2 separate regions of the Homo sapiens genome follow, and region 2 is linked to region 1. Evidence: chromatin loops called from intact Hi-C (ENCODE). Cell type or tissue: endothelial cell of umbilical vein. All regions are shown on one strand. Links, peaks and the distances in the headings refer to the core of each region. The heading gives the core; the rest is flanking DNA.

Region 1 (5,391 bases), core at 127-5,126:
ATCAGCTCAGGGCAAGGGAAGAGCTCCCGTGGGCAATGGGATACTGGAATACCAGATCAGACTCCTTTCTGCTGCTTAGTCATTAGTGATGGTCTAGAATTATCATCCCAGGCAGAAATATGAGATCCAACAATCATGAAATAGGGTTTAAAACAAGGAGGTCCAGAGACTTAAATTTATATTTTATAACAAATGATCTATTTTACTAGCTAAAGTGAAGGCCTTAAAATAGGTGTAATAGTGAAATATTTGAGGAGACAAAAAAGACCAGCCTTGCTAGGCTGACAGCACAATGTCAAAAGCTGATAGACTGTCCTTCTCAGGGTCTTCAATCCAAGAACATTGAAATGATTGAGATTTTAAGTACATCTCACTCTCTTTTGATAACTGAACTTGTTCAAGCTCTTCCAAACCTCCAATAATTGGAAACGTAAGGCATCAGAAATTACTGGTTGTCAGTCTGAAACCCATTCACCCTTCTTACATGTTTTCCTTTGGAAAATTCTCCCACTATGTGACTTAGTAAACTGAATAGTCTAAGCAATCATAAAAATCAAATTCCTTCACTATGGATTGGTTTAGACAGAAGTGTTCAACCAACTCTGGCCAATGAGACCCGAGGGAGTTGGCTGCAGGGCCTCTGGGTATGGTAAGGTGGTTTCTTCTTCCTCTGGACATTCTGATATTTGAATGTGACTCCTAGAAATATACAATCACATGGTGACCATGAAGGAACACACCAGGGGACAAAGCTAACAGACTGGGGATGATGGAAGCGAAGACAGAAAGGATATCTTTTAGACTCTACGTTAACCAACTTGGAACCATCATATCTCAGTCCTTCTTTTTAGGTGAGAGAACATATTTTTCCTCATATTTTAATTTTGTTGAGGTTTGTTATTTGTTGCAAATCCTGTCTTAACTGATTTAAGGTGGCCAGAGGAGAGATAAAGTCCCCTTTTCCAGCTATTCACAACTTACTCTTGTTGTCTGCTTGATCTTCCCAGTCAGCCAAGACACTTTTAACAGAGCCCTGGTGTGTTATAATGTACGTCCAACTATTGTTACACATGTACGTAACTACTTATGATTGTCAACCTCCCTGAGCATCATGATCATAAATAAAAGTTCTGTGTTTTGTGGAAGCAGGGGTTTTGAAAGAAGTGAGCTTTATGGCTCAAAACGTAACGACAAGCCACTTAAAGATATACAGATAAAAATCTTCATGAAGGAAGAAGAGGAAAACAGTTTTATTTCAAAACAGATAAATCTCTAATGAGCTTTAAGATATCTATGATTTGCTTTTAAAGAGCAGGCAATGAAAAAAGTGTTTCATCTGGAATATACTTCCTGACTTAAAAATAGCACTTGAAAAAATTTGCTCATTTCATTTGCAGACTGTTAATAGCAAAACTCATCTGGAGGATCTTTAAAATGCTCTGAAAGTAATCCCTGAAAGTATGGTCACCCAAAACTTTGTTTTATAAAATGCCAACCAAGGCTTCTCCATAAGGCCAAAACAAATAAGTTAATGAGAATATAACTAAATTCAGAAGAAAAATTACTAGCCCTTAAGAAAAATATATTTATTTGAAAATGTTCATTTACCTGCAAACACTATAAAACCAAACTCTACATTGGAGCTTTGATGTGATTGTATATTCTTATCATAAATATTTTTTAAAAATCAGAGGAAGTTACATAAGCAAAGGATGTATAAATAGTCTATTTTACTACAAAGAGTACAGCTTAAATGTTCCTATTTGGAATCATAATATAGTTCAGCAGCATAACACTACTGTGCAAGCTAATCATCAAGCCTTAAAAACATCACACATATACACACACAAATACGCTAACCAGTATTTTTGTCCCTTGAGATATATATATTTTCTCACAAATGTAAAGAAGCCTACACAGCTGTTTCCTTTAAAGATAAAAAGGGAAAAAAATTATTCTGCTGCAAAATACAACTAAAACAATTAGAATTAAAAAATGTTCACAACAAATATTTTTCAAAGGAATGTCCCAAAGACCTTCTCTTTAGTACACCCTACACATGACTGGTATCATAGTGGGAATCTACGAGATAGGAAAGAACTGCAGAACAGAAAGCAACGCAGACCTGGAACACAAAAAGAATTAAGATGAATGGGTCAGGAGATCTTGAAAACAACGGAGAGATGCCATCAAGTGGCTGAAGAAAGAATTCTTCACGTGGGATGGTTTTCCCAGACATCACCATCTGGTGGTCAATTGTGAGAATCATTTTAGACTGGTAAAACTGTACAATGTGAAATACTAGTCTTTCATGCAGTCCTTAATTTAAGGCTTGATAACTCCTCATTGACATTAAGAGAATACACTCCATTAACAATCTTTAAACACCATTTACATGACAGACTCATAAGGAATCATAAAATAGGAGTCACAATTCTACATAGGAGGGGAAGTACATTTAGAATTTGGCTTAAACAATTTTAGGGAACTTTTTTTCATAATAAATTCAAATTGAATAGCTATTTACAACTGTATTTAACTTGAAGCTATAATTTTTACCTTCCCTTCCCATATCTGTTGGCAGCCTAAAGTTGGGATCGTAAGTTTTTATTGTTATTGTTCTCATTTTGCTTTTTATTTTTACCTAAAATAGATCTTATAAATCATTTTATTTATGAATTCATTTATTTACATCTTCAAAAATTATTTTTGGACCATCTTCGTTGGACTGGGCACTGATTTAGGCACTGGTTATACAATGGTGAGCAAAATGGGCATACTGCTGTCCTTAAGCTTATAATCCAGTGTAGGTGACACACACTCAAGAAAAGTATTGGTTTACTCATTTGAAATCTATGTACTGAGTATATATTTCTTATGCCTTGTTCAGGGAGACATTAATGAGCAAAATAGATAAGGATTCCTAGTCTCAAGGAGCGCTTTGGATTATAAAGGAGGATGTGAACAAAGGTCGAGGGAAATGACACTGAACCTTTGATGTGAAACATGAGAAAGAGCCAGCAGTAAGAAGGGCAGGGGGCAGGAGCCAGAAGCAGAGGGATCAGGATTGCAGGTGCATATGCAAAGGTCCTAAGATTCATTGGGGGAGGGGAGGTAGGCAGAGTAGCTACAGGACAACGAACAAAGGGGAGAGTAAGATGACCTGGGACCAGAGAGGTAGGAGAGGATAGGTCATTGCAGAATGTTGTAGGTAATGGAAGAGAGGGGGTTTGATTTTCGGTTTAAGAGCAGTGGGAAGCCACTGAAAACATAGTCACAGGAGTGACATGATTTGCTTTGTTCCAAAAAGATCAGTTCAACTGCTTTTTGGAAGATGGATAGAGAAATGGATGGATGAATGGATGGATGGGAAGATAAGTATTCTTGTACTTTTAGAGAAAGTTTCCTTTTATTGTTTTTCTAAGAGAAAAATGAGTTTGATAACAATTTTCTGAAGCCATATCCCAAGACTTCTACCAGCTTCATTAATATTGGTGGATGGCATTTTTTGACCTGCAAGTATTCCTGATATACATTCTTGTGCTCAGGAAATCAGAAAATACAAAGATTAATGCTCACACTGCCTTATTCACCAGTTATAATTCTTCACTTCCTCATGTGAACTCCCCTATCATAGCATTAATCTTACCCTCTGATAAATTAACTTTGTTCTGAGTTCATCTTCTCTACAAGACTAAATGCTTATATCTTCTCTCATTTTTTTGCAATCCCATAATGCTGTCTTTCATTCTTGGGAGCTTTATCATAAATGTTTATTTAACTAAATAAAAAAATTATAGTTTAATATTAATTCATTGTACCACAGAATTTTAACTTTTAACATTAGAATACTCACTTCTCCAAAGGAATTTTTTTAATTTTTAGTTTTTAAACATGGGTACATAGGTATATATATGGGGCACATGAGATATTTTGATACAGGCATGCAATGTATAATAATCACAACATGGAAAATGGGTTATTCATCCCCTCAAGTATTTATCCTTTTTGTTACAAACAATCCAATTATACCCTTTTAGTTATTTTAAAATATACAATTAAATTATTTGGCTATAATCACCCTGTTGTGCTATAATAGGTCTTATTCATTTCTATTTTGTTTTTTGTACCCATTAACCATCTTCTCCTGCCCCCACCCTCCCACCATCCTCTCCACCTTCTGGTAACCATCCTTCTACTCTCTATCTCTGTGTGTTTAATTGTTTTGATTTTTAGTTCCCACAAATAAGTAAGAACTTATGTTTGTGTTTCTGTACCTGGCTTATTTCACTTAATATAACCACTTCCAGTTCCATCCGTGTTGTTGCCAATGATAAGATCTCATTCTTTTTTATGGCTGAATAGTATTCCATTTCCTTATTCATTCATGTGTTGATGGAGACTTAGATTGCATCCAAATCCTGGCTATTGTGAATAGTGCTGCAATAAACATGGGAGTGCAGATATCTGATATACTAATTTCCCCAAAGGAAAATTTAGATTGAAACCAATTTAACTTTTTTTTTTTAGGTTCTCTAATTATGGCCAATTGAGGTAGCATGTATGGTTCCTCATAAAATCTGCTGCTCAGCCCTTCAGACAAGGTGGATACAGCGTATCAGGGTAACACAGTGGTTTTTCGTGGACTGTTATTGGACATTCTGGGTTCTGTTCATTTCCTTTAAAGCCATGACACGTTTATCAGACATTGACATTGCTTTGTTCACCTTTCTAAAAATGACAGCTTATGATACAAACCGCCTCTGTCCCAACAAGTTCCTCCATCAACACAGAATTCTGCTGTGAAAGGCACTTTCCAGGACCAACTTATTTCTTCATAAAATTATGCAATTTTTATTAGGAGTAGGTTTCAGTGACTAAAATGCCCTGCATTCAGGGAGCTAAGAGGAGCCATGGGAGAAACAGCCCACAAAATAACGGGGAGATTTGCTATGGAACTTTCAAAAATAATAGAAAGACTTTTTCTTTCTTTTTTGTGACAGAGTCTCATTCTGTCACCTAGGCTGGAGTGCAGTGGAGCAGTCATGGCACATTGCGGCCTCGGCCTCCTTGGGCTTAAGTCAATCTCCCTCCTCAGCCTCCCAAGTAGCTGGGACCACAGGCATGCACACCTCGCCTGGCTAATTTTGTCTCTTTTTTTTTTTTTTTTTTTTTTAGAAGTGCAGTCTTTCAATGTTGCCCAGGATGGTCTTGAACTCCTGAGGTCAAGCAATCTGCCTGCTTTGGCCTCCTGAAGTGCTGAGATTACAGGCATGAGCCACCAAGCATGGCCAAGATTTCTTTCATTATGGAACTTGGCTGAGTTTTTCTGTCCAAATTTGATTCAACATCCTTTTGGCTCCTACAGAACCATGGATTTACCTTTACAGA
Region 2 (5,391 bases), core at 72-5,071, 250 kb before region 1:
AATTGCCATTATTTTTGGCAAGATGGCATTTTAAGTTTTTGTTCCCTAACTGCAGGATGGATAAATACAGTATTTGACTCATATGTTGATCCAAGGTTATTTTTATTCTCCAGCACCTTTCAATGTCACGCCAGAAAAAGGTGCAGCTCTTTCTGGGCAGTCCTCCTACAGGCCATCTAAAATATCCACACAGGGAGCATTCCTACGGCTTTCAGGAGCATCTGAAACAATCCACAGTGTGTTTAGCAGAAGTCAGTTGGGGGAAAGTGTGCTCTTTTTCTCTGTCTTCAGCATTCAGGCTGTTTTTAAAGTCAGAATGCTTTGCAAAGGGAAGAACTGTGCCAAGTCTTTATTTTCATATAATGCCATAACCTAGTGTTTTGGGGACCTCACTTATCCCAAGAAAGCTGTTGGGGATGGCCCCTGCAGAGACAGCTGACCCAAATTGTGACTTCTCTGAGGGAAGGGAAACCCCTCTAGGACAAACAGGAAGCGATCTTTCAGCATAATGTATCCCATTGGGAACAAGTAAACAGTTTGCTTTTCAGTTCAAAGCAGTGAATTCAAGACACATTCATCGGTTTTGGCTCAATGTGACTCTAAAATCAAGTCAAATGGAAGGACTTTACAATTCAGAACCTTAAGATTCTATTTGGCTGAACACTGAGGTTGAAGTGTTGAATTCCAACTCATTTTTGTTATTATTTTTTCTTCAGTCATTTCCAAAATACTGCTAAGTTTTGGAAATAAAATAAAGTGCTAAAGTGGTTTTCAGATCCATGGCCAGGCCTCTGTGGTATAAAAATAATTCCCCAAGGTATGGTGTTCAATGAAAAGTAAGTGTTAACGTATATATAAACAACAAAAATCAATCTTTCTTAAGTTGGGGTCTGGAGAAATTTAGATTTCCCTTTTCAATTTATTTGACTTTTCTCTGGAAGTTAATAGTTAAATTTATCTAGTTTTATTACCTTTAGAACTAATGAAACACAGTTCACTGGTTAAATAACATAATCATCTGCCAACATAAAGGAGAAGGATCTTACCCCTTACTTCATTAACCAAGACCCTTCACATAGTTAACAAGAAGCTGGCAATACAATGTACATATGCTACTTAGTCTATAGAGCTGACACTGAAAAGTGAGGTGGAGTCATTTTCTAATTTTTTCATTAGTATCCATAAAATAAAAATCTTCACAGAATCAAGATAAATCACAATTACACCATTTTCCAGTCTATTAGTCCTGCCATTCCCATAGAAGGAACTGATATTAGTCTGATAAGTTTTGTTCCCATAAATTATAATGCCAGCTACATAACAACCAAAACACCTTTTCTATTAGAAAAGTCTCAGAAGATTACATGCAGGATACAAAATGATAGTTTGGCCTACTAAATTCCTCAGTACTAACGAATTGTCTTCATTCTCATACAGGAGAGATTGGTGTAGCACTTGTTCAAGTGGTAGTTCATGGGTGGGTGATTAAGCTAATTCTGATTTTTAATGCTCTTTGAACCCAAAGCCAGTTCCAAGTAGCTCCAGTCCTGAGGACCAGAGTCTAGGCTGGGGCAGGTGATGTGTGGCCCAGGAACCCTTGGGTCTGCCCAACCGTAAGCCCACATGGGGCTCATGTCTATAACCAATTCAGTAGTCATATGCCTTCTGATCCAGTTTATAAACTCTGGGATAACTAACAAATATAAAGATACAGAAAGAGACATACACATGTACCATTTTCCCTCAGGTTTTTGCATGTTTGTTCTTTCTATGAAGGTCATTTTAAACATCTTAATGTAACAGTGAACCTGATAGTTCTGGTATCTCATGGTTCGAGCACCAGAAGTTACTTTTCCTACCGATCCAAATGCATTCTGCACAAGCTTGCTGAATTACCTATGCAGGCCTTGGTACCACACAATGTCTATTAGGGAAAAAAGCCAGGAACAACAGAGACATTGTGAAAAAGAAAACCACTCCTTAGTTTTCCTCCTGTAAAAACATTGAGTCCCTAGCCTTGAAAAATGAGCCTTTCTGATGTGGAATCCAAAGAGAAAATCACTGTAACTGAAGAAACATGGTACTGTTGATACACCTGTGTCCAAACAGCTGTTTGAATTTCTAAACCTAAAGGGAGCATGAGACACATATGTCATCTATTGTGTGGTGGTAGCAACTTGGAACTTCTGTCACTTTTGTTTTTGCCTTTGTTGCTTAGTTGGCAGATGCAAATGTGAAAGATATAGAGGCTACACAAAATAGTTTTATATAACCCAAGGAACAAAGGAAATGCATTTGGGATGGCAGGTGTGCCAGAGACCAGGTATTTGGTCTTGTGTGCCCCCTTGTGGTTGACATGTCAACACAGACAGAGGAACTACACTTAGCAATCAGGTAAATGAAAGATTTGCTGCCTACCTTTCTAGCCTTGTTTCTTGCTATTCTGCTATTGCTTCCCTTTCTGTACTCCAGCCATAATGGTTTTCTTTTAGTTCTCAAATTTGCCATATTCTCTTTTTGTTTCTGCTCCTATGTCCTTAGAATACTCTCTCAATCCATCCGTTCGCCTAGTTAACTCTTACTCATCCTTCAGAGTTCACCTTTGAAATCACTTCATCATGGAAGCATAACCTGACTTCATGTACTAGGTCACTGTTGTTTACGCTGCAAGCAATGATCAGTTGCTAGAAACACTTCTTTAAATCGAAATTGGAGCCAGCGGTTTTAGCTTTTGAATCTTGAAAATAAGTATCTGTCTCAGGAAACTGTCTAATACAAGTGGCCACCTTTCTTTTTACTGAGAGTTCTCAGAAGAAATGAAAGACCGAGTTTAATATGCACAACACAATTATTTTACATTGATGATGTTCCTAAAACTTCATCCAGTATATTGATCATTTTTATCCTTTGACTCTTTTCTCCTTCCACTATATACGTCTACTTTCTAGTAACACCCCTAGACTCCTTTTCCCCTATCATACCTATAGTATCACAGGCATTCAATTAACATTTGATTAGGATAATTTATTATTTTTAACATTATTGAAATCGAAATCCAAATTCTAATGAATTATAAATAAGTAAAAGGCATAGCTCTAACTTAAATAATCTTTATTTTTCTGAATGATTTGAATGCAAGTTGTAGATAAGATGATACTTCATTCCTAAATATTAAAATATGTACCTCTTAAGAATAAGAATATTCTCCCATAAAACCACAATGCTAACATCGCAACCAAGAAATATAATATTGATAAGTATGATCCAATATTCAATCCATATTCATATTTTCCAAAAAGGTTTGTAATAATTGTCATTGTTATTGATGTTGGGTCCAGGACTCTATCAAGAATTACTGTATTTGTTTAGAAAGCCTCTTTAAGCTCTTTAAATATAAAACTAATCTACTGGCTTTTATATTTCTCTTTTTCTGGTCATTTGTTACATTGACATTTTAAAAGGGTCTTCGTTTCAGGTAGTTTTGTACAATCTTACTTGTCTGATTGTTGCTCCAAGACTAGATTCAGTTTAAACATTTTGAATCCTTTTCCCTTGCCTTAAAAAAAAAAAAAAAAAACACTTAACAGTATATCCTGTAAATCACTGCATAGCAGTTCAAGGATCTTTTCCCCATTTTCTGTGTGCCTCTGTGTATATGGCACTTTATTGTGCAAAGTTCATTCAGTCATTCTTCTATGGATGGGCATTTGGGTTGTTTCCAGTATTTTGTTATTACAAATAATGATGCAATAAATAATTTTGTGCATATGGTTTTTTTTTTTTTGTACTTGTTAAGGTATATTTTTGGGGTAAATTACTAAAATTGGGGCTGCTGGGACAAAGAGTAAATGAATATGTATATTTATTAGATATTGGTAAATCCCCCTCCACAAGGTGGAACCACTGTGCTTTCCCATCAGCAATGTAGGAGAGTGGCTGTTTCTCCACAACCTTGCTAATAGGATGTGTTGTTGATCTTTTGAATTTTTACCAATCTGATACATGGGAAATGTATCTCAGTGTAGGTTGATTTATGCGATGCTTATGAATAAAGTTCGGTATCGTTTTATTTTAAATACCATTTGCAGTCGGCAAGGTGGTGGAATGAAGAGCCCCCCGAAATCACTCCCCCCGTAAAAATACAGCTAGAAAGTATTCCGGAATAAGAATACCACACTGAATTCAATAGAACTCAAGGGAGAAGTAGAGAACGCCCTGGGCTCACGAAACTGACAGAAGCTGAAGCCAGTTAGAGGAGTGGTCATTTTAGACTGTGCCACACCCTCCTCCAAGATAGAATAACATCACTCACACAGAATTTCCTTAGACCCATGGTTTCTGAAGTGGAAGGAGAAAATATGAGGTTGACATTTGATCTTTCCACTAGTCTACTCTGGTCATGTCCCACAAGAACCACTGGGAGTACCAGGAAGGCTGAACCATCTGGGTTGAATTGGGGACAAAATGCAGGGGTGCTGATTGCAGTAACTGATGTGCAGGGTAGCTGCCCTATGCTCTGATCAGTGGAGAGGTCACATGGATAAGACTGGCCAGAGCCACAGTGCTGCAAGGGGGCACAATCCACTGAAAGGCTCAAATCCCTGGCTGAATTTCCCACAAAGCTCAGGTGCTCCTTTGGAGCCTTCCCTTGACCTGGAAACAACCCAAAGGCTGGTGATTAAGTAGTGGCACTAACTTAAGTCTTTCTCAGACTGGGAAACAAGGGCAGCACAACAATTCAGTTCCTGTGCAGTGTTTACATTCCAATGCTCACTGTAAGTCTTCCGCAATCCGGGAAGCAACCGCAGAATGGCGGTTAAGCTCCAGTGTTAAGTAGTAAAAGCCTAACACCACCAAAAACACCAGCAAAAGCTGGAACAGGCAAATGGGGGAGGTCTCCTCCTATATGCAGGCATCAATGTAAAGATGTAAGGATTATGAAAACCCAGAGAACTATGACATCACCAAAAGAAACAAACAAAGTTTTAGTAATAGAGCTAGAAAAATTTAAAGATCTATGAAATATATGACAAAATTCAGAATAGTCCTCTTAAAGAAGTTTAGGGAATCACAAGAAAATGTGGATAGATAACTAAATGAAATTTTGAAATATCCAGAAACTAGTGAGCTATTTTACAAAGAAATAGAAACAATAATAATAAAAAGAAATTCTAGAAATAAAGGATACAATAAATGAACTCATTAGAAAGCTTTAACAACAGACTTGATCAAACAGAGGAAAGAATGAACAATCTTGAAGATAAAACATATGAAATTACCTATTCAAAGGAACAAAAATAAAAATGAATAAAAAAGAAGAGTAAAGAAGGCTTATGACAATTATAGAACATCATCCATCAGACCAACTTCTACATACTAGGAGTTCCCAAG

What was found. Peaks named below come from ENCODE experiments on the same cell type or tissue, not always from the same donor. Only the 100,000 strongest peaks of a DNase experiment are listed, where the experiment ranks them.
Region 2: it touches region 1 in a loop (8-fold over the local background); 8 of 110 quality-filtered maps call a loop at or near these places.

The regions. Positions count from the first base shown.
Region 1 is chr9:71,247,694-71,253,084 of GRCh38, forward strand. It overlaps a transcript of TRPM3 not described here. Among named protein-coding and RNA genes, the nearest start is that of TRPM3, 130 kb to the left of the region's middle. RefSeq lists a silencer at 2,060-2,354. In endothelial cell of umbilical vein, for the core only: a CTCF peak has its summit at 2,241 (motif pointing left); a DNase peak (open chromatin) is centred at 2,198; H3K27me3 peaks cover 576 bases.
Region 2 is chr9:70,999,635-71,005,025 of GRCh38, forward strand. All of the region lies in intron 1 of TRPM3 (transient receptor potential cation channel subfamily M member 3), which reads right to left. Among named protein-coding and RNA genes, the nearest start is that of TRPM3, 120 kb to the right of the region's middle. In endothelial cell of umbilical vein, for the core only: a CTCF peak has its summit at 2,380 (motif pointing left); no DNase peak of the experiment used is centred there.